Regions from separate parts of the Homo sapiens genome. Here all the other regions are linked to region 5. The links are chromatin loops, found by intact Hi-C in ENCODE. Cell type or tissue: heart left ventricle. All regions are shown on one strand. Links, peaks and the distances in the headings refer to the core of each region. The heading gives the core; the rest is flanking DNA. Region 1 overlaps LOC105370324 (a long non-coding RNA gene). Region 2 overlaps LOC105370324 (a long non-coding RNA gene). Region 3 has its middle 150 kb from the start of IPO5. Region 4 overlaps LOC105370324 (a long non-coding RNA gene). Region 5 overlaps MBNL2 (muscleblind like splicing regulator 2).

Region 1 (4,560 bases), core at 410-4,409, 220 kb after region 5:
CTACAGAATTAAAAAAAAAAAATTAGCCAGATGTGGTGGTGCATACCTGTAGTCCCTGCTACTCGTGAGGCTGAAGCAGGAAGATTACTTGACCACAGGAGTTTGAGGCTGCAGTGAGCTGACTACACCACTGCATTCTGGCCTGGACATCAGAGGGAGAACCCGTCTCAAAAAAAAAAAAAAAAAAAAAAAAATGGCTGGGCGCAGTGGCTCACGCCTGTAATCCCAGCACTTTGGGAGGCTGAGGTGGGTGGATCACGAGGTCAGGTGTTCGAGACCAGCCTGACCAATATGGTGAAACCCAGTCTCCACTAAAAATAGAAAAAATTAGCCAGGTGTGGTGGTGCACACCTGTAATCCCAGCTACTCAGGAGGCTGAAGCAGGAGAATCGCTTGAACCCAGGAGGCAGAGGTTGCAGTGAGCTGAGATCACACCACTGCATTCCAGCCTGGGCGACAGAGCAAGACTCCATCTCAAAAAAAAAAAAAAAAAAAACCTTACTATATTAAAGGGTTTACTGACAGATTGCATTTTTCTTCAGAGTCTGTTAGCAATGTCAAAAACATTACTAAAATCACAACAGAAATTCACAAAGCCCAGGAATTACATTTGTTCATATTTGGTGGGGAAAAAATCCTAGTAAAAACTGAACTTGACTGGGGCAGTTCCTATTACTTAATCCAAGGGTTCTGAGTAAGGCAAAGGATTTCTGAAGGAGAAAAAAATGTCAGAAAGATACTAGCTAGCCAGCCCCAAAGCAGTTCTTCCTGGGAATTTCTCTGATTTCTTTTTCAGCTAGCCCACCCACCACACCAAGTATCTCCACCAGATCATCAGGAGAGACAAATGATTCCTCCTCTTATCTCTTAACCAAATGTCCTACTGGTGACCTGAGAGTATCTGCATTTGCAACACATAATAAATGCTTGCTTGGCTAAAAGGGATTAGTAACTCTGACATCATGAACAAAGGACCACACCAGGGAACCATCTGGAATTTGGTAAATCACTACATAGACGGAATGACATTAATTCCAGGGCTTATTTGAGGCTTAATGTCCAAAAACTACTAAGCTATTAATTAGAGAAAATGAAATCCTTTTACACACAAAGCATGCCATTGTGGTATGTATTATGGTCTGGTATATATGTTGGTCCCTCACCAACCCTGGGGACTTCTATCTTGAAAACTATCGTAATTGGCAAAATCAGCCCTGGTCAATATCAGGCTTGCAGAGAAAATAGGGGATTAAGAGGGAGAAAATAAAAATGGTATTTCATATATTTTTTAAAGCAAAGGTTTGAGAAAATAGCAAATTATTTCTTTCCTTTATTTTACTGAATTCTTCTGTACCAAAGCAATGCATGCTTATAACAAGGACAGTGGAGCTATGTAAAGATAGTTAAGAGTCTCCCCCTCCATGCTTCTAATCTCAGTATCCTGAGATAACCAATATTAAGTTTTATAAGTACTCTCCCACAACTTTCCTTATGTTTATACACATATATGTAAATATATTTAAGGATATACAGGATAAATATATATGGAATATATCTCCTATATATGAGATAAAGGTGTACATATTATATAGGATTTTGCTTTAACAAAACTAATGTTACCACTACTTAGTAGTTTATTTCATTTAATAATAACACTATAGATTTCCCTTAACTTTGGTTCCTATAGATGTAATCTTTTATAAAAGCTGCATAATTATCAATAGTAAGAATGAGCCACAATTCAACCATTTATATTTTTTTCAAATAATTTTTTTCCATCACACACAATGCTGGGATAACAAACTTACACATACTTTACTTTTTTTTTAAATTTTTTATTTTTTGAGATGAAGTTTCGCTCTTGTTGCCCAGGCTGGAGTGCAGTGGCATGATCTCGGCTCACTGCAACCTCGGCCTCCCTGGTTCAAGCGATTATCCTACCTCAGCCCCCTGAGTAGCTGCCTTATTTATTTCTGTAAACTATATTTCTAAAAAATGGAACTTCTGTGTCAAAGGGCATATGTATATATATTACATTTTAATACCACTAGATTACTTTTTTAAGAAGACTGTAACAATTTAAATCTCCATGAACACTGAAAAGCATATGAATTTCCCACCACCCTTGCCAGTACTAGATGCCATCAATCTTCTAAACGTTTGCCAGTCTGACAGGCAGAAATCAAATTTCCATCATTTTATTTTTGTTTACCTGACTACTAGGGGGTTTGAGCATCTTTTCATATTTTATTGACCATTTATATTTCCTTTACTATGAATTGCCTGATCATAGCTTTACCTAATCTATCAATCAAGTTGTTTTTCTTTTCTATATCAGTGTGTAGGCACTTAGTTTATTAGGGATATAACCCTTTGTCTGTCTTATATGTGACAAGTAGCTTTCCCTAGATGATGATCATTTAAAAAAAAAAAAAAAAAAAAAACTACATATGATGTTTTGTGACATACGGAAATCTTTATTTTTATGTAGCCTAACTTGTAATTTTTTTTATGGCTTCTGAATTTCTCTTTCAAATGAACTTTAAAACTAGCTTAACAAATTTCTCTTAAATAAATCCTTTTGAGGTACTGATTGGGATTGAACTGAATTCATAGATTAGAGTAATGACCTCTTCACAGTAATGAGTGCCACCATCGCCCACCCTTGCCCCAAAAGTGGTATGATTTTCTCTATATTTAGGTTTTCTTTTATGTCCTTCAGTACTGGTTAGTACTTTCCTTCATTTAGGTCTAAGGCATATTTCAATTGGTTTACTCCTGGGCCTTGATGATTTGTCTGGCAACTAGAATAACATCTTTTCCTGCTCCAGTCTCTGGAGTAGAAGGCTGTGTTTGGAGGCAGCGCAGCCCAGTGGTGGAGGCCGAAGTCTGCAAGCTCAGATTCCCTCGACTGACATCCCAGATCTTCTACTCACTGGCTCTGTGCATGGAGCTAAGCTGACTCCTCTTTCAACAGATTCCCTCGCCGCTGAAGTAGGGATGACAACAGCATACCTCTTCAGTTTGTTGTGAGGATTAAATGAGATAATAACATCACATCTTTAGCACAGACTCTAGAACAGAGTAGTAATTATATGATAACAAAGACAGTGACTATGACGAAGAGAATGATGTAAATCTATTGTTCACACACTCTTACTGGTTTTCATTCCCTTGGCTTTTGTAGGTAGAAAATCATATACCCTTCTAATTGTGACGATTCATCCATTTCCTTGCAATGTTTATGGATTAGTCCGCTCTCGAATTGCTATAAAGAAACGTCTGAGACAAGGTAATTTATAAAGAAAGGAGGTTTAATTGGTTCACGGTTCTGCAGGCTGTACAGGAAGCATGGTTGAGGAGGAAATTTTCAATTATGGCAGAAGACAAAGGGAAAGTAGGCACGTCTAACATGGCCAGAGCAAGAGCAAGAGAGAAGGGGGAGGTGCTACACTTTTTAATAACCAGATCTCATGAGAACTCTATCAGGAGAACAGCACTAGGGGAGCGGTGCTAACCCATTAGAAACCACCCCAGTGACCCAATCCCTCTCACCAGGTCCCACCTCCAACATTGGGGATTACAACTCAGCATGAGATTTGGGTGGGAGAAAAGAATAAAAATGGTACCAAATATATTTTTTAAAACAAAAGTTTGAGAAAATAGTCAATTATTTCTTTCATTCATTTTACTGAATTCTTTCCGTACAAAAGCAATACCTACTTATAGCAAGAACAATGGAGCCATGTGAAGTGAATAATCTCCCCCTCCTTATCAGTTTCCATGTTTGTTTCTTTTATTGTCTAACTACACTGGCTAAGCCCTCCATTACACTGTTGAACTGGAGAAGTGAGAGCTGGTCTTACTGCTTTGGTACTGGCTCTAATGTAAATGCATTTCATTTTCCTAAGTATAACAATTACAGTATGTTCCTGATAGTCAACATAACTTATTGACATAAAGTTATTTATAATATTCTCGTATCATTTTTACTCCAATCTGTAGCCACGTCCCTTTTTCATTTATATTAGTTATAAATTCCCTCTATTATTATTGAAAAAGGTTTCCATATTCTATATTAGTCTCTTTGAAAACCAACAGTTGACTTTAATACCCACCATTTTGTATTTTTTTCTGCTCTCATCTTTATTATTTCCTTCTACTTTCTTTGGGTTTGTTCTTTTCTAATTATTGAGTTGGACCCTTAGCTCCCTAATTCTTTAATTTTCTTTTATATTGATTATATAACTTGTTTCTTTCCTATTCCCTTATGAATTTAAAATTATGCATGGATTTTTTAATAGAGTCTAGGGTTAATAAGGATTTCTACCTTCTCCACTTGTCTCCTATTTTAAATTGTTTCATTTTTCGTTTCAGTTTAGCAAGTAGATTTACTCACCAATGTATTTACCAATTTCTTTGACCATTATTTATTCATTTTTCTTTTTTCTTGAGATTCAATCCATATCCACATAATTCAACTATTTAAAGTGTACAATACAGTAGTTTTTAGTACATTTACAGAGTTGTGCAACCATCACTGCTATCAATTTTAGAACT
Region 2 (4,560 bases), core at 179-4,178, 210 kb after region 5:
CTATCTCACCTAAATTGAAGCTGTGCAGGAAGACTGGTAGCAGTATGGCAAAGAGAACGATCTGCAAGAGAATGTTAGAGCCATCCAGAAAACAGGTGACTGGTGTCAACAGAGTGGATTTGTAGAACACATGAGCAGTTTTAAGGGAGTTGCAGAAATACCTGGGTTGAGACGCAACAAAGTCTGCCTGAAAAACTTTGCCTTGTAAAAGGAGTGGCCACTGAAGGACCAGAGATTCTCTTTGTCCCCATGGCAAGCTAAGAACTTGAGAAGACTTTGGCATACTGTGATCTTGCCATTTCAACTAGACCTCAGAGGATCTAATGGATTCTCATCAACAGCCAGCAGTTCACAGGCTACTTTCTGAAAACAACTGATTCACCAAAACTGAGCCCTAGAAGGCATAAGCATGTGTGGCCATCTCCTGTGGCAATGTCACAACCTGAAACAAACAAATAAAAAAAGCAGAGAGTCCATATGCCAAAGATCAAGGGTGCAGATGTATCCGGGCATTCCCATTGGGACCTTTATTGTGTGAGCCTGAGAAGGACAGTGAATGCAATGTATTATAGGTCCAAGGACAACCAAGCTACTGGATAAGAGAAAGGATGCTGGTCTGAGTGAGAATCTCAACTTCAAGCCCTTAATCAGAATATGCTCATCTAGTTCTGTCTCAGTTCCCCTGTTCATAATGGCAGAAGAGAGGCAAGGGACTCACAAGACAATCTGCAATGCTCTTTACAGCTTGATGACTCAAAGCAGGAGACAGAATTGTGGAAGGTGGTGCTGTGGTGTGAGCCCTAGGCTGGGTTCCCAGACCAGCCCACAGGGAAGCTTCTACCTCTGTTGCAACCAGGAAGTAAGGAATGAGGAAGCTGCCACCGCCCCTGCCACATTCCAGGACACACACCACCAGGGCTGCAGTCTAGGAATCGGGAGCCTGGAAGCATGAAGCTGCCACCACCACTGCAAACTGACTCTTTATACCCCTGGAGCTGGAGTGAAGAGGTTCATGTATTTATTCCCTGAATGATCATCAAAAACAATTTACCCAATCTGCCTGCAGTGAGGGCAGCTTCATCCACACAGGAAAAGAAACTGGGATTTGGGACATTTTTCAAAAGTGAACACAAAGAACGCATATGTTCTAGAAAAAGCACCAGACTAATTAAGTGAATGAGCTTTGAGAACAGACAGATCTGAGTACACAGACTGCCCCCACCAGATACCTGCCTCATTTTCCATATCAGTAAAGTGGGGGTAATAATTCTACCTATATTGCTCTGCTATGACAACAGTTACATGAGGTGATGCACATAGTGTACCTAGCACAGTGCTGGAAAAGGGTGCCAGCTATGCTCGGGCATCCAGCCACCTCCTTCTCCTGTGCCTTCCTGTATTGCAGACCCCTGTTGGATGACAGAGTTGGGAAGCTAAAAGCCACCACAGCTAGAGTTCTGCATGCCAATCAGGGTCTGTGTGGCAGATGCACTGTCATGCAATTTGGAAGGCAGAATCCAGGAGACGCCCAGCGCTGCTACTTCTGGCTTTCTGCTGGTAAGTAAGGTTGTGGAGATGTGGCATTTCTGCAGTGGTGTCCCACTGTCCAGACACTAACTCTAAGGGTGTCAAGAGGCAGTTTGCAGTGGTGGTGGCAGCTTCATGCTCCCAGCTTCCCAATTCCTGGACTGCAGCCATGGTGGTGTGTGTCCTGGAATGTGGCAGGGTCAGTGGCAGCTTCCTCATTCTCCCCTTCCTGGTTGGAACAGAGGTAGAGGCTTCCCTGGTGAGCTGGTCTGGAAGCCCAGCCTGGGGCTGGCCACCCCCACCACTTCCCATGATTGTGTGAGCACCACCTCCCGACACTAATCCCTTCCTGCTTAAAACACCAGGCATCTTCCAGATCCCTGCAGTGAACTCTGACAGTTATGCACCCCATGGAGCACAGGGTAAACTTCCAATACAACTTGGCTATGTCTACATTTTCAACTGAGGACCTACTATGTGCCAAGTCCTAATATACATATTGTTTTAACCCCCAATGATTCTGCCAGCTATGAATTTTTATGACTATTTGTATACATAAAGACGTTCAGTGATTTGCATAAGGTCACTCAACTAATAAATGACAGATGAGTGTGGCCGCAAAACTCATAAGAACACATAACAATCTTAGGACCGACAGAAGTAAAAACCTCTTTGTGTTTTTGCTTTTCTTTACTGATATCATATCAGAGTTCCTCCAGCGAATAAAAGGATCCTAGATGGCCCCTGGGGGCAATTAACTGCTTTTTGGAAGCTTTCAAACTAATGAATTATGAGATGCAAAAATCAATGGAGACTTACTTTAAAAAAGAAACAGCATCCATCATTAGTGATGTTAGAACCAGGTAACACAGAGTTCTCCAAAACTTTAAAGATGCAGACTGCAGCAACTCTGAGAATGGCTCCTACACCTTAGGTGACAGGCCATGTAATTAACCGAGGGCCCCCCTGTACCTCCCACAGCTGTGCCTGGCCAGTGAGTGATCCTCAGGGACGCCAAAGCAGCCGGTTTCTGGGAGACACTGGACTCTTCTGAAGGTTGATCTTGGCCCAAAGACTCCCCAGTAGCCTTACAAACCTTCCTTAAACTGCACAGCTGTTTCAAAACCACAGTGCTCCCACCTAACCTTCCCACCCTCTCCTCTTCCCTGGATCAGGCTTACAGGGCGAGCCGAAACTCTCGCAGCCTTTTCTGATACTCTTCATCTTCTCTCACACGGTAGTGTCCGCTAATGGAATCTTGGCACATTTAACGCCGTTTTGCCATCTGCCTCCCATAAAGCCTGGACTAACACATGGAATTCAGCACTATCGTCTACCCTCCCACTCACAAAACAAGAATTACATTGTATTTTACAATATAAAATGCATGAACACATTTAATGTACTCAGACTCATGTCCAAAACATGAGAGAGAATGTTCTTTAGCACTAAAACTGTTCACCACTACCTGAAGAGCTAAGGAGCTAGTTTTCTTACCAAAAAGAAAAAAGGCGGGGGGAGGGGTGGTGGCGGGTAGAGGGCATTTAAAATAACATCTGAGAGAAGACTATTTAACTCCCAAAACAACTAGATTCCACTGAAATAACAAACAGAAGTAGAATTGCTAAATCCATCTCTTCTCAGAGAAGAAAAGCACATATTTGCTTTTGCTCCAGAGATTTTTTTAATACAGTATTTAATGGGAAGGCTGAGTTTGTAGGGCAGTTAAATCACAGGAGACCCAGAGAACCAAATACTTCACTCTGTGCTTCATCCGACTTTCCCAGTAGCTCTCCGCTGGCCATTATGCCTCATAGAATGCATTCTAATGGCTTAAAATGACAGTGTTTTGTTTACAAAATGGCTCCATTCCTCAAGGAACCCAAGAGCCTGTGCACTGTAACAGGGCTATTGATAGAAAATAAACTGCACAGTGTGACAGAAGCTGGTCCCACCTTCCTGCCCTGTTATCCATTTTGAGGTCAAACGTATCAGCTCAGAAGTAAGGCCTGAGGGGGCACAGCCAAACATCCCTAAGAGAACTGAGCAAAGAGCTCAGGAAGGTGAACTGAGGGCCAACATCCTGGCACCGATACCAAGGAGAGGATTTGACCCAAGTGTTCACTAAATATTCTGACCTTGAGAGGCAAGTCCTGGAATCATGTGGATTTGCTCTGTCTGCTGAATTTTAAAATGTCAGTCTTAGACTAGAGCTTTAGCAGGGGACTCAGCAGCCTCTCTCCTTTCTGTTTCTAATGCCAAAAAAAAAAAAATACTAAACGCAAATATGATCTAAAACAAGGAAGAGGGTCTGTTTTCTGTAAGAGGCAGAATTTATAAGCTTAGAACAATAAGCGAAATATTAGTCCTTAAATTAGTAAATTCCACTTTGATCTTCTATGAGTGAGAGGAAGAGTTTTGCAAGGGAGAGTTGTAAGGAATTCTCTAGAAACAACAGGCCCTGAAATAGGGTAACTTAAGGTGGTATGTCTTTGTTACTTTTACATATTGCACAAATGACCCATCCAGCCTTGGATAATCACTGTATCCTCACTTTGAGAACTTCCAGAGTAGTGACTCAGTCATCAGTTTTTTTAGTACTCGGCCATATTTTAGTCAACTTCAATAAATAAATGAGTACAGGTTTTTCGAGGGTTAAAACAGTGAATATTTTTTATATCTAAGGCTTTTGAATATGTGTGTATGTGTGTGTGTGTGTGTGCATATATATATTTCATTCATATATTTCATTCATATATATACATATATATGTATATATGTATATATATGTATATATATGTATATATATGTATATATATGTGTATATATATGTATATATATGTGTGTATATATGTATATGTGTGTATATATATATGTATATATATATGTGTGTATATATATGTATATATATATGTGTGTATATATATATGTATATATATATATATATGTATATATGAATGAAATCCCTTAATGGACATAGTGGAATATTAGCCTTAAAAAGGAAAGAAATTATGATAACGTGCTACAACAGAG
Region 3 (4,560 bases), core at 282-4,281, 440 kb after region 5:
TTTCTCCACCGAAGTTGCAGCGTGATGGGAACAACGCGTTCTGCCTCCGCCCACTGGCTGGCAGAAGCGTAATGCCTGCGAGCAGAAGGGGTAATACTGGAGGCTGAGTCACAAGCTCCATTCTTCTTTTTTAACTGCTCTATTGAGGTATCATTGACAAATAAAAATTGTATTTATTTAAGGTTTACTGTTTGATGTTTTGATATATATGCATTGTGAAATGATAACCATGGGTCAAAGGGAACATAGCTTCAATTATGCAGACTCCACTCTGACTTGTAGCCCTACTGATGAAATGCTGCTCTGTAGCTCTGGTGGTCTGATGTTTTTACACCAAAAACAGGCCAAGCCAAATAAGTTTCGGGAGACTGTCCTGGCAGGAAGCCTTTATATTTAGATTAATCCAAAAGGCGTCATTTGTTAACTGCGGCACACTGTGCCTGAAGCGCAGGTCACGCAGAACATCTGGTTTTGGTCAAGTCTTAGTTTGTATTCAGTTTTCCAACTGGGCTGAGTCAACACAAGTTCAAAGTATGTGCCCTGTAACAGACAATACAGCCTGCTATTGAGCTGTCCGGGACACCCAGCCTTCTGCCCTAACTCTGTCACCTTCGACAGGGTATACCTTTAATCTCGGTGACTCGAGGAAAAGCAAAGGGACGCCTGTGTTTTCTGTGCATTCATTCATTAGCTCTTCATTAAGACATTGTCATTGACAATCAAACAAATGTTAATGGCATTTCTTTTTTTTCCTTTGAAATCAAGATAACTCTTGTTCAGACAACATACAACATCATGTCTAGAACATACTATCAGGACTAAAGCCAAATGCATTATGCAGTGTCCCCTCTAATGGCAGTGTGTGGATGCTGAAGGGTTTGTGAACATTCTGGGTGAAGCTGCAAGCTCTTTTATTTTATTTATTTTTTTTTTTGGAGTGTGTTTTCATTTCGACGCTTGTATTAATGTAAATAGCTCCTCTGGGTAATCACCTTATAACCAATTACATTTCCAGATTTCATGGCTCATGTTTGCATTTCTGTTTGTAGTTATGTTGGAGAACCATCCAGATAATGGGAAAAGAAGTGAGATTAATCGATAAATGAAGCATTCTCACTTAATGAAAACAAAATGATGCTAAAATGACTCACTATACAGATGAAGGTTTGTCATGGCATAAGTAAAATAATGTAATAGGAAAATTGATTAACCACATAGCACATGGGAGTATAGGCACAGCAAACTCATGCCAAATTCAGTGGTGAATAGCCATGTAGTTTCAGCAAAATAACACCATCCTCTACATCCCATTAATGTTGTCAATTTGTCACCTTTTAAATTTTTATTTGTATTAACTTTATAAATTTTATTTTAATAAATCATTTTATAAAAGCTGTAAACATAGCATGTTCTCTCTAGTTTTATGTTTTTATGCATTAGGTAAAATAATAAAAATGTAAAAACAATTTAAGTCAAAAATTAAAATATCAAAAGTGTTATTACCCTTTTGCTCAAATTTGAGAAATAGTGAAGTAAGCCTAATCCTCCCTATGTGTCTAAAATGTGATGGGCTAGGTCAACAAGGCAAGAGCCCTGACTGATTTTCAAGCCAGTTGAATTAGACGAGAAGAGTTTTAGAATAATAAAAGCAAAAACGGTCAAGGAGCTAAGAGTTCAAATCTCAACTATGCCATTTGCAGAGTGTCAGAACTTAGATAAGCTACTTCCACTTCTCTGGGCTTCAGTTTAATCATCTGTGAAATAAGGAGGTCTTAGTATAGAACTATTTCAGGTCCCTTTCAACTCTGAAATTTTATGGTTCTATTTCTCCTTTATTCTAAAGAAGTTAAAAGACAGTCTCTGGGTCGTAGAAGCCTGCCCTCTGCTGGCCGAAGCCCATTCTTCAATCCTGACGTCTGCCAAGTGTGGAGATGAAGAGACCTAGACCGGCCTCAGCCCTAGAAAAAGGTCTAGGCCCTAGAAAAAGTTAGGGCCAGACGCGGTGGCTCATGCCTGTAATCCCAGCACTTGAGGCAAAGATGGTCCGGTCCCCTGAGGTCAGGAGTTCGAGACCAGCCTGACCAACATGGGGAAGCCCCATCTCTACTAAAAATACAAAAAATTAGTCGGGCGTGGCAGCGCATGCCTGTAATCCCAGCTAGTCAGGAGCCCGAGGCAGGAGAATCGCTTGAACCCGGGAGGCAGAGGTTGCAGTGAGCCAAGATGGTGCCATTGCACTCCAGCCTGAGCAACAGAGCGAAACTCCGTCTCAGAAAAGAAAAAAAAAAAAAAAGTAAACAAAAAGGCAGCCTACTTTGCTTTTTTTTTTTTTTTTCTTTTTTTCATCTTCTTTCTGTTATTTTCTTTTCTTGGATTCTGCTCTTGGAGTAAGGGAATGCTGAAATGTCCTTCACAGTCATCCTCATCTCTAATCTGTTCTTAGGCAACAGCCCTGTCTATACGCAGTCACCCTACAGCGACTGGGTTTATACCATGACATCCCAGTCTCGCCTCACCACAGCTAACTGGCAAGTCAAGAGCAGCTAATCCAACTATTCGGTATCCTATGGCATGACCTGGAGGAAAAACAGGAGCTGCATGGTGTAGTCTTGCATATGAATTGATGAAATCTTAAGCTAAAGAGGTGTCAGAGTCCACCCCCAAGATGTCCCTGGAGATCTCCACCTCCTAGCCTTTATGTCTTGTGTCGTCCCCTCCCACAGTGAATGGGACTGACCTGTGGCACCAATAGCATATTGTAGAAATGGCAACATGTGACTTCCGAGGCTGGGTTATAAAAGCGAGCTGCCTCCGCCTTGCTTGCTCTTGGATCACTCCCTCTGGGGGAAGGAAACCAGCTGCCATATTGTTAGGACACTTGGCAGCCTATGGAGAGCCCACATGGTGGCAAACTGAGACTCCTGCCAACAGCCAGATGAGTGAGCCATCTTGGAAAAAGATCCTCTATCCCCAGTTATGCCCTGCAATGACTACAACTCTGGTTGTTGTCTTGACTACACCCTCATCACAGACTCTGAGCCAGAAACACCCAGCTAAACTGCTCTGAATTCCTGATCACCAGCAACTGTGTGAGATAATGTTTATTGTTTGGTGCCACTAAGTTATGGGGTAATTAGTTACAAAGAAATATATATCAAATATAAGAGATGGCACCCTGAAGGCATCTTTTGGGAAATTCAGGGAAGATCTGGGGCTATCAAGGACCCCTGGTATTTATACCCCTCATGATGTAAGTCCCATCTGTATGCACTAAGAAAGGAGGTCTAGGGGTTCTCATGGGTAGTTACCAGGATTGCTATGTCTGGAGGCAAATATGACTAGGAAGTATATTTTGGTAATGCTCTGGCCTATTGGGTAGAGAAACATAATGTAGAATCATGACATAAGAAATTAGTCAAGGAAAAGACAAAATTTCAACCCATATGTAAAATAAGTTGGCAGGCCCTGCCATAAGGCACAAGAGGGTAAAAGTAACACAGCTTTGAACAACAACAACAACAGAGTAACAGCTAGAATCAATGTGTTTGTGGGTGCATTCAGAAAGTAAAGGAGTACACATGTATGTTGGGAGACAAAGGAAGGATGAATACAAAAATCAAGACTGAGAAAGGTGGGGTTGAGGAAGTTGCAAAAACTGTAGGCTTAGTGCCTACATAGGGTATCCAAAAAGTCCAATGTGCTGTCTTCAAATGGGCATGGTAAACCCTGCTTGCTTGGGACAGATATCAATATCCAGTTGAGTTTTATCTGAATGGTGAGACATCGCACAGCTGGTCAGGCGATAAGCACAATCTTAGGCAATCAGTCCATCAGCAGACCATGTGGTTAGTGCTTGGATCGACAGAGAGCAGAACACAGCCTGGGAACATGTTTCTCCAATAGAAACATGCTTTAGATCAAAACTCCTGGCTCAGGAGAGAAATTGAAGCAGTATATGGACTGGATTGTCTCAAAGGGACTAAAAAGGCTGGGACTCAGTAGATAGATGCATGCATGTGGCTTGGCTAAACACACTGGGTACCAAGACACATTTAATTCCTGATCCCTGGAAGTTCAGGACTGATTTCAGAACTGGTTGAAGCTGGGAAGGCATGAGCTGGCAGACAGCTTGAATGTTGTCAATGACAATTGTTCCACCAGCATTGTAAATAAACTGATCTACCAAATATTTTTGAGCAATTATAAGGTGTAAACAACAGGGAAGGAATTTCGCCTTGAAATTTCTAGAAAGCTATTCTTATTGTTGCCACTCTATAGAGACAAGAGAACCCCACTCAAAATTCAGTTTGGATGTTGATATGGTTTGCCTGTGACCCCACCCAAATCTCATCTTGAATTGTAGCTCCCATAATTTCCTCATGTTGTGGAAGGGACCCAGTGGGAGATAACTGAATCATGGGGGCAGTTTCCCCAATACTGTTCTCATGGTAGTGAATAAGTCTTGCGAGATCTGACGGTTTTATAAGGGGAAACCCCTTTCGCTTGGCTCTCATTCTTCTCTTGCCTGCCACCATGTGAGATGTGACTTTCACCTTCCAT
Region 4 (4,560 bases), core at 282-4,281, 300 kb after region 5:
AAATAGCCAAGTAGTCAACCGAATAAAGAAGATAATTTCAACATGGAAGCACTAGGAATAAAGCAATCCAGGAGAGCATAATAGAGAGTGATCGGGGTAGACACGGAAGAAGGATGACTTGAGGCTGGTGATTAATGCGGGCCTCTCAGAGACAGAAATATTGGAGCTATTGGAGACATTAATAATAAGGTGAACCAGTCATGAGAAGGTCTTGGAGAAGAATATTCCAGAAGTAGCCACCATAGATGCCCTAAGGCAGGGAAGAGGATGGTGTGTCCACAAAGAGAAAGGCCAAGAAGCCAAGATGTGAATGGTGGGAGCTGAGGTTGGACAGGTGGGCAGGCCCAGGTCCTAGAGGGCCGTGGGGGTCATGGATGGAGTCTGGTTACTGTCATCTCTGCTCTCAGTGCCCTTCCTCCACCCCAGGACCCCCACACATGCCTCCCCTCTGAAAGTGTCTGCCTGGGCACATTCTTGACAGAGCTCCTGGGTGGCTTTCTCAGTGGGAAAGTGAGTGGTAACTGATCCAAGGCTTTAATTTATGGCCTGCAGAAATATTTGCATTAGTATGAGTGAATCTTTAAAGACTGAGAGTCTATCGGGGTCATCTCTAAAAGTGGAATTTCAGATGCCTGGCATCATGGAGGAGGGACTTCAGGGCAGATGCCCTCCTGGGACCCTTTCTGTCACACCAGCAGATGGGACAAAGTCCTTCTGGCCCAAGTTTAACTCCAGGATATAGGCACTCAGCTCTGTCAGCAAAGAAATGAAAAGTGGCTTCCAGCAGCTTATTTAAAGAGCTCCTGATGCTTCCTAAGGAGCTTTATTTGGCACTCACCAATAGGTATTTCCTGAAAAAGAAAAAGAGGAAATTGACCCAATATCTTGTGATGAGGAAAGTCATTAGATAATTATGTCAATTTCTTGCTTCTATATGAAGCTCAAAAACAGAGTAAAACTCATTTAGTCAAACTAGCCAAATTACTTAGATCTCCAAATAGAGTAAAACTAATTTAGTCAATCTATTAATTTAAAGAAACTGGACTACTATAAGTGTAAAGTCCATAATATGATTTAAATGTCTGAAGAAAGGCTGCCTTCTTCTTTCTAGTAAATGGAGTGACTCAAGATTACCGCTAACTCAAAATTTCCAGAGTTTCTTCAGAACTTGATTCTACGAATGGAATGTACTTTGATACCACTTCATCTAGACAATGGTATAATTCATGCAATGTATGATTGAATATATGATTTTTGGCTCCCTTTAAGTCAACAGGATTCCCATAATCTCATCTTTAGGGGTTGTTTTCTTGGCAAACAAGTTTTTTTTATAGATAATTCAGAGGTAAATTTGTCAGCCATTATTATCACAAATATCATATTGTTGGTGTCTTCACTGACAGGGTTATATTAAAGTCCTGCAATCATTTCATCACAACTGATGATATCTTGGGAGATTGAGAATTCCTGGAGGAAGGCATAGCTATTTGAATTCTCTGAGTTAGCTATACAAGAAGGCAGCCATTCAGGTGAGCAGTGGCAGCCCATTTCAGGGACCTGGCGCAGGTGGGTGAGACCTGAGAGAGTGCTAAGCAGGCACGACATCCACGGACAAGGGGGAGTTGATGGTAAAACACAGCAGCTATGGATCTGAGTCCCCATAAGATTCTTCCCAAAGTTCAACAAAGACAAGCTAATAAGAGTTTCTCGAAATGCCTCAATCACAACATTTATGTCTTCAGGTTTGGATAATGCATTGCTTTTAGGGCCAGAAAGCTCTGAAAAGGTTGGTGATGGGTATTTCCACGGCACGTGGATTTGTGAAACCCACTTGAGCCCAGGCACACAGTGTGTGCAAAGCCAGACTGCCACCTACTGACATGCAGCAGGGGTGGTCCGGCATCCTTTTGTTGTTGGGTATAATACAGGTTCTGTCTATTACCAGTGGTCTACTGACCCCTCTGTGCTACTTGTTAAAACACAATAGAAAAGGAGTAATCATTGCCTTGAGACTTGAATTACATTTTTTTAATGGTTGAGAAAAAAAACACTCATCCTAAACATATCAAATGTCTGCTAGTGGATCCAAAATAGAAGAGCAACTATATCATGATGAGATTGAGTGGGACAAATATGATTTTATTTCAAACAACTCCCATATTTCTTCAATATGAGAGGTGAGAGACAACAGACTTGTTTCACTTAATGGAAAACTTCTTGAAGGCAGGAATTATTCTTACTTCTGTTTTCCCCCTGAACTTGACATCTTTCCCAGTGAATACTAAAGACTTAAAAATGTTTTGTTAATTCAGTGTTTACAATTTTAATAATTATAATTATTAAAATGAAAAACCAAATCAGATGCTCACGAAAATGCATCAAGAGAACCCTGGGCTTAAATCCTGTCTCTAATAGCTGTGTACCTTGGGCACCTTACTTAACCTCTCTGATTCTGTTTATTATTTTTAAAATGTAGGTGATGCAAACTATCTCATTGGGTTGATCTATGAGGATTAAATGACATCACGTAGATGGCATGCTTAGCATAGTGTTTGGCACACAGTAATCTTTCAGTGAACAGGAGATCATTTTTAAAGTAAAGCAGGCCTGAGGTCCTGCCTGCTACCCGTTGTGACCTGGCTTGGAATCCTCCAGCCTCCGCTTTCCTTAGCAGTTTAAAAAGACTCTGCAACTGGCCAGCACCTTGCCCGACCTAACATGTGAGCACAACCCAGAGAGCCGGTGCAAGGCAGGCTGGGGAAGCAAGAGATTAATTGAACATTTTTCTTATTGTTATTTTTAGTTACAAAACTGCAGGCAAACAGTTTCTCTTCCTGTCGGATAGTGCATCTCTGGCTGGAAGGCAGGAACGCAGGTGGGAGGAGGCCTGACCATTAATCATAAGGAAGCAGGGAAGGAAATTGAGACAGGAAATGTCAGCATCAAAATGTCCTTACTCTGGGTCAGTCTTAAGGTGCATCCCCAGACCAGCATGTTAAAAGCTGGGGCCTGACTACAAACAACACCAGCGAAGAGGAAACGCCCGGCAGTAGAATGTCAAACCAAAAATAAATTGGGCATGTTTCCCTTCTAAGGCAGAGGGACTAGCTCCTCTTATACTTGGCTCTCAAATTCTTGCTAAAATTCCGGGAAGCCGTCTTGAAAGAAAATGCTTTCATATGGATAAACGTCATGGTAAATGCCAAAATAGTGGAGGATGGAGCATAGATGGCTTCATGTAACTTTTCTGGGCCTCTGTTTTCTAATCTGTGAAATGGAGATAGAATCCCTGTCTTTCTCTCCTCACAGGGCTGTTAGGAAGACCACAAGGATAACGACGGTGAAGGTGGGGTTGTTGTGACTCTGACAGTTCTTTTGCCCACTGTCCTGATAGAAAATGACAGCCAAAACCTTTACCATGCATCTTGTGTCTCAGTCAACTGAGGCAGGACAAACCCCACCTGCGCGGGGGGACCTCAATCTCCATTTATGATGGTAAGTCATCGGTTTTCACCAGTTCCCAGGGGCACCCACACTGGTGCATTTGGTAAGCTCCAGGAGAAAACTTACACCCCTTTCCATTTGATTTTGTTAATAATTGGCTTTTCTAAACACATGTTTCATTTTTGGAGTGAATAAAATGTGTTAATATTGTAAATTAAGCCCTCAGAGATCAATTAATTACACAAATGCTTGCCTTGTAATAGTTTCTAGCCCTAAATCTTTTATTCCCAATATTGTTTTTATCTTCAGATCTTACAGTGTTGCGAGGAGTGATTAAGAACACATGAGTACTAATTCTGTACTATTTGGCAAGTTAGTCTATCTGTGTCTTTGTCTGCCCATCTGCAACACCTCCAGAATAGGTGCCTCTGCCACCAAGCCTTGCAGAGTGAGGAGGAGTTGACCTGCCAATAAAGGTGTGGAGGGTGCTTCAGGCAGATTTGGAGTCAGACTTGAGTTCAAGCACCATGAGCACTAATTCTGTACTATTTAGCAAGTTAGTCTATCTGTGTCTTGGTCTGCCCCTCTGTAAAGTGGTGAAAACAATGGTCTTAGAGTTTTCAGTGAAGATAGACAAATGATAACTCCTCAGCAAATTCTAGCTAGTAAGTTGATATTGCAACCAGACTTCACAGTTTAACCCAGTTATTTTTTAGTAAATCAGCAGATTTATACTCATTCATTTAGCACTTATTCAGACCTACAGGTCCCAGGCCCCACGGGAAACAATTAGTTTGCCAAAGCAAATAAAGCTGGACCACTCAGTCTAGCTGGTGAAAGAAACATGCAAACAAATCATTGCAAGCCCATGTGATGAATGCTATCTCAGAAGAAAGTTCCAAATCCATTTGTTCTCCATGGAAGAAAGTGATGAGTTCATCACTGCTTGGGTAGATCTGAAATTTTGTAGAAGTAGAAACTCATCCTGAATCTCAAAGAATGAAGAGTTGCCAGGAAGAACATTCCAGAAAGCCGAATATTTGACTCTGAAGCAGTCATATCACAGCATAGTAAATTGGGGTAATTTACTGATTTGGCAGGTTGAAGCCTCAACTT
Region 5 (4,560 bases), core at 421-4,420:
CTGGTACTTTGACCTTTCACCTTTCGCTTTGCATGTAGCTTTTCAGAGAACCATCTGAGATTTGTATTACTTGTAAAATACTGGTTGCAAACAATCATTATTATTAATTTATGGAAAAAATCCAATAAGGTGTTTAGCCATCTCATTCTCATATGTAATCTGTGAAATAAATTAATCCTAACAAATTTTAATACCTTTTCCAAAAGAGTGAAGCAAATTTAAATTATTTGACTCAGAAAATGTTCATTATAATTCGTATTAACCTTTAAATTCAAGAAATTGCCATTTAGTTAAAGAAAAGAATAGGTATTAATAATAACACCAATGCTTCGTCCCCCCTTAGAATAGTTTAACTCATTTTAAAAGCTGAAGCCATTTTTTTTGTTGTTGTTGCTTGATAGTTTTTCTTTTCCTTAGTTGAGATGCTACCGTTTTGGGTTACAGAAATCATGCTTTCGCTCTCAATAACAAATTCTCACTCATTCGACATTGCCGCTGTTTAAATTAAGGTGCATGGCAGAGGCATCTCCTTAGCTGTCATTTTTAAAAAGAATGTTGCAATTGATGATCTCTGTGAACATGGAAGGTGTGTTTGCTTTAAGTTAGACATATCTTATCGAATTCTTCATTTCTAGGCCTTTCCCCCTGGTGCTCTTCATCCTTTACCAAAGAGACAAGCACTTGAAAAAAGCAATGGTACCAGCGCGGTCTTTAACCCCAGCGTCTTGCACTACCAGCAGGCTCTCACCAGCGCACAGTTGCAGCAACACGCCGCGTTCATTCCAACAGGTATGTGCCCTTACTGCCCTACGTCCTGTGCCCTTCTGGTCATGTGCTTTCTTCTCATTTCTCTAAGCTGTTTGGTGGCATCTAGTTTGCTTTTGAAGGTATAATACAGTTTGAAATTCATCGTTGTCCTAGCTATCTAAATGTATTTACCTTACTTTGAATGATAGCTAAAGACTGTTAGGATTCTAAAGCCAAATATTTGATAGATTGAAGAGACAGATTTAACCCATGAGAAACAGCAGTTAGGGCTTTTGGTTTCTTGTATTTGCACAAGCCCTGTAAAATTGTTTATGTAAATAAGACCTTTTATGTGTGACAATTGAAATTTGTCCTTAACTCTGAATGACCTAAAAATAGCAATTCCAGTAAATACTAACCATTTTTTTCTATTTCTATTCAGAGCACTAAAACAATGAGGCTATTCAAATTAAAGCAATTCTCTACTCATATTTTTATATTCATTCTATCTCTTTCTCCATCCTTCTCAACTTTCACCAAGTTCACAAGTATATAGAGCTCTTATCCTCAGTGTCTAAGCCAATGCCTGATACTATTACGTACGATGTGCATTAACTATGATTCCACTAAAAGATCCATTGTAATAGTCATAGAATCTTAGAGTTTAAAGGACTCTTAGTGATCTCCTCATCCAGCTGATTGTTTTACAGATGAGAAAACTGAGGCCCCCTAAATGAGAAGTGACTTTCCAAGGTGCCACAACTAATGAGAAAAAGAACTGAGTTTCCCTGTGACCAAACCCATTTACATCACATTCTACCACCTGGGCCCGCCTATATATACACATTCCACAGAGTTCTCCTGAAAAAAGAAAAAAGCAGATAAAAGTGAATTTTTAAATAACTGACCCCAAAAAGTCAGATAAAAGTAAAAAAACAAAAGTATAAATCATGTCATCCCTCCCCCATTTGCACCGACATCTCTAACCACAGACACACACACGCACACCATACGCAAAGATAGTCACCATAATTGACCATGTTTTTCACCTTTTAGTCAATGTTAGAAGCAAGGGGTAACTTAAGTCCTGGTGGGAAGACCATCCATTGAGTTCTTTGAAAGTCAACATTTTTCAGCCCACGATAGTGAAATGAAAGTAAATATAAATGAATAACAATTCTAACAAAAAGAGTTTTTTGATTCAAATCCATTAGTTTGAACTTTTCGAGCTTATTATCCATTTCCTTAAATCCCATAGCTTATCAGAGTTAACATCAGAGGGAGGTAAAATATTTCTGTGATATTCTTTGTATAAAATCTACACTTTGAAATGGATTAGTAACCTGTGAACAATACATATTTTAGTTAACATATAAATTATGTGAGCAAAGTGGTTTTCAGTGTTTTTTTCTTATTTTAGTTTTGAACCTGTCTTAAACTCACAGACTTGTAGAAGAAATCTCTAATTCAGTATTTATTAGGAGTTCACTTTTGCCCTATTACAGCCTTAATTAGTGACATCCCAGTGCTGTTACAGCATAGCAGTGTCTTAATATGTAATCTAATTGAAATAACACATTTGTAAAATAATTACTAGAAGGTAAACTTACGTTAATGTCCTGTGTGGTTTCTACAAAGTGTGTCATTGTAGACCTCTTGGCCACTAGATATTTTAAGATAAAAAAAAAAAAATTAAGGAAGAATATACTGAGGGGAAAAACGTAAAAGGAGAAGCCTGTTTCTGAAGAATGGATGTTACTGCCATTACCATGTCCTGGGAATACCTATGAAGCTCTGGTGCTAAGCCTGCCAAAAGAATCTGAAGCCCTCCAGCACATGTTTAACTCTCAAACCCAACAATGACTGATTTGTTAAATCACTGAAAGAATCATCACTTTAAAATGTTTCACCTTTTAAACATTTTAAAGCAAGGATAAACATTTCCAAAGCAAGGATAAACAACATCCCTTACGCAACGACCTGATTTTTGTTGATGAAATGTATCTCATGAAGGACCCATACGGCTACATTGGCTGCTGTGGTTGTGTACTTCCGCCCTCTGGTGGATTCTTTAAGAACAGCTTAAGTGTGTCTGGCAACCCTCAATACAGTGGGCTTTGGAAGCCAAAAAGTGGGTCCTAGCGCACCAATACAGTGACTAGAAGGGTTTCCATTTCTTACATGACATGAATATCAGAGTGAACAAGCATGTGGATCTAGTGTTCTGAAATGGTATTTCAACTGCTAAGAATTTTCACATTTCTCTTAAATGAGGAAAGAGAAAATAATTTTATTAAAAGGAAATTAAAATAATCTTTCTCCCGCTTAAACCCATACCAGGAATTTTATTGTTCATTTTAGCTTAAGTTTTTGCTTCTGATTTTCTTTCTTATAAACCCATTTTCAACTTTATTTCTAAAATGATAATGGTAATAATCAATCATTGTTCATCATTGTTGGTTTGAAACCTCTGCAAATCAAGTGAAGATGTTCAAAAATAATTATTATAACTTGGTACATAGAGGACCCATTACTTTTAAATGAACAGATTTTGATTTTTCTATAAATGTTTTACGTAAACATAAATATGAAACAAAAATAGCATTTTTGTTTTAACCATTCATAGTTAAAGCTTTTGATATGATACTAAAATTCTCCCATTGACACAATGTGAATTTGGATTTTAGGAATTCTGCCTCCAGGTTGCAAAGATATTAATATAAAATTTTATGCAAAATATGAGAGTCTTCTCCCAAACTATGCTAAGATAATTATTGCCCTGCTTGATGGCCTAGCACATTTGCCATGGGTGGGAGTTTTCTTTTTTTTTCTTTTTTCATTGGGATTATTTTAACCAAGTAGTTAGACTTTTTCTTTTCTATGTTAGGAAAGTGGCAAAACCACACACACTTACAAAAATAGCAGCATAATAATTCTTGGCATTTCTCTGACAGGTTTATTCTAAGTTACTGTAAGTGTTCTTATAGACATTATCTCATTATTCTTCAAGATGTTGCAGTTCTGTTAGTGGCAGGCACGGTTATTTGCATTTTGCAGATGGAAAAACTGAGGCTGTGTCTACACCGCAAAGTGGAACTACCCAGATAATTCTGGCTCACAGATACGACAGCTGAAATATTTGTGCAACTGAAGCAGAAAACATTTGAGAAGTCTTTGTTCATAGAATTGGTGCCTAGTGAAGTGCTTCAGCTGATCAGAACAAAGGCAACCCACAGAAGCCTTCCTTGATTTATTTCATTATACTGGAAGTACAGAATAAGTAGAACAGGGGACAGTGCCCAGATACAGCCTAATTATGAGAAACGTGTAAATGTTACATCAGATTATCACATGACTTGGTGAAAGATTGATCAGTGTTTAGTGGCATCTGTATCTGCATAAGCACAACAAAATTTATTCCATTCAATTCATTAAAACATACCTTGAACCCGTGGTATGTTCTGGGTTCCAGAGCCAGTAATGAGAATACAAAAGAGTTCATAAAGAGGTGAAAACCAAATATTATACAGAGGATGAAGGAGTACCTGAGGGTCTGGGCAAAGCTATTCGAGAGTGAAGGAGAGGAGACAATGAATTCTGCCTTCAGCATGTGCACCAGGTGGTGGTTACGAAGGATATGGAGAAACAAGACTTTCTGAAGTAGGAGAAATTTGCCTAGGAGTTTGAAGAGAAGCAAGATTTTATCAGTGGGGGAAAAGCATCCCAGTTGGGACATGGGAAGAGTGTACTTGAAGAATAGAAAATTGTCCATTGTAGCTATAACATGAAGTACATACAGGGTATATGCAGAGA

What was found. Peaks named below come from ENCODE experiments on the same cell type or tissue, not always from the same donor. Only the 100,000 strongest peaks of a DNase experiment are listed, where the experiment ranks them.
Region 1: a loop joins it to region 5, with 3 times the contacts of the local background. A loop is called at or near these places in 14 of 110 quality-filtered maps.
Region 2: it touches region 5 in a loop (2.0-fold over the local background); 14 of 110 quality-filtered maps call a loop at or near these places.
Region 3: it touches region 5 in a loop (4-fold over the local background); 10 of 110 quality-filtered maps call a loop at or near these places.
Region 4: it touches region 5 in a loop (3-fold over the local background); 9 of 110 quality-filtered maps call a loop at or near these places.

Annotation. Positions count from the first base shown.
Region 1 is chr13:97,572,246-97,576,805 of GRCh38, forward strand. The region is part of intron 3 of LOC105370324 (a long non-coding RNA gene); the gene reads right to left. Among named protein-coding and RNA genes, the nearest start is that of RAP2A, 140 kb to the left of the region's middle. RefSeq lists an enhancer at 2,923-2,972. In heart left ventricle, for the core only: a CTCF peak has its summit at 2,870; no DNase peak of the experiment used is centred there.
Region 2 is chr13:97,567,256-97,571,815 of GRCh38, forward strand. All of the region lies in intron 3 of LOC105370324 (a long non-coding RNA gene), which reads right to left. Among named protein-coding and RNA genes, the nearest start is that of RAP2A, 140 kb to the left of the region's middle. In heart left ventricle, for the core only: no CTCF peak of the experiment used is centred there; a DNase peak (open chromatin) is centred at 1,775; H3K4me3 peaks cover 367 bases.
Region 3 is chr13:97,798,603-97,803,162 of GRCh38, forward strand. No RefSeq gene overlaps it. Among named protein-coding and RNA genes, the nearest start is that of IPO5, 150 kb to the right of the region's middle. In heart left ventricle, for the core only: CTCF peaks have their summits at 1,875 (motif pointing left) and 2,080; a DNase peak (open chromatin) is centred at 1,899.
Region 4 is chr13:97,657,939-97,662,498 of GRCh38, forward strand. All of the region lies in intron 3 of LOC105370324 (a long non-coding RNA gene), which reads right to left. Among named protein-coding and RNA genes, the nearest start is that of RAP2A, 230 kb to the left of the region's middle. In heart left ventricle, for the core only: a CTCF peak has its summit at 1,869 (motif pointing left); no DNase peak of the experiment used is centred there; H3K27ac peaks cover 648 bases.
Region 5 is chr13:97,356,847-97,361,406 of GRCh38, forward strand. MBNL2 (muscleblind like splicing regulator 2) reads left to right here. Exons shown (of 9, transcript NM_001382683.1): 6 at 1-3; 7 at 636-789. Among named protein-coding and RNA genes, the nearest start is that of RAP2A, 75 kb to the right of the region's middle. RefSeq lists a silencer at 2,874-2,943. In heart left ventricle, for the core only: a CTCF peak has its summit at 2,807 (motif pointing left); no DNase peak of the experiment used is centred there; H3K27ac peaks cover 359 bases.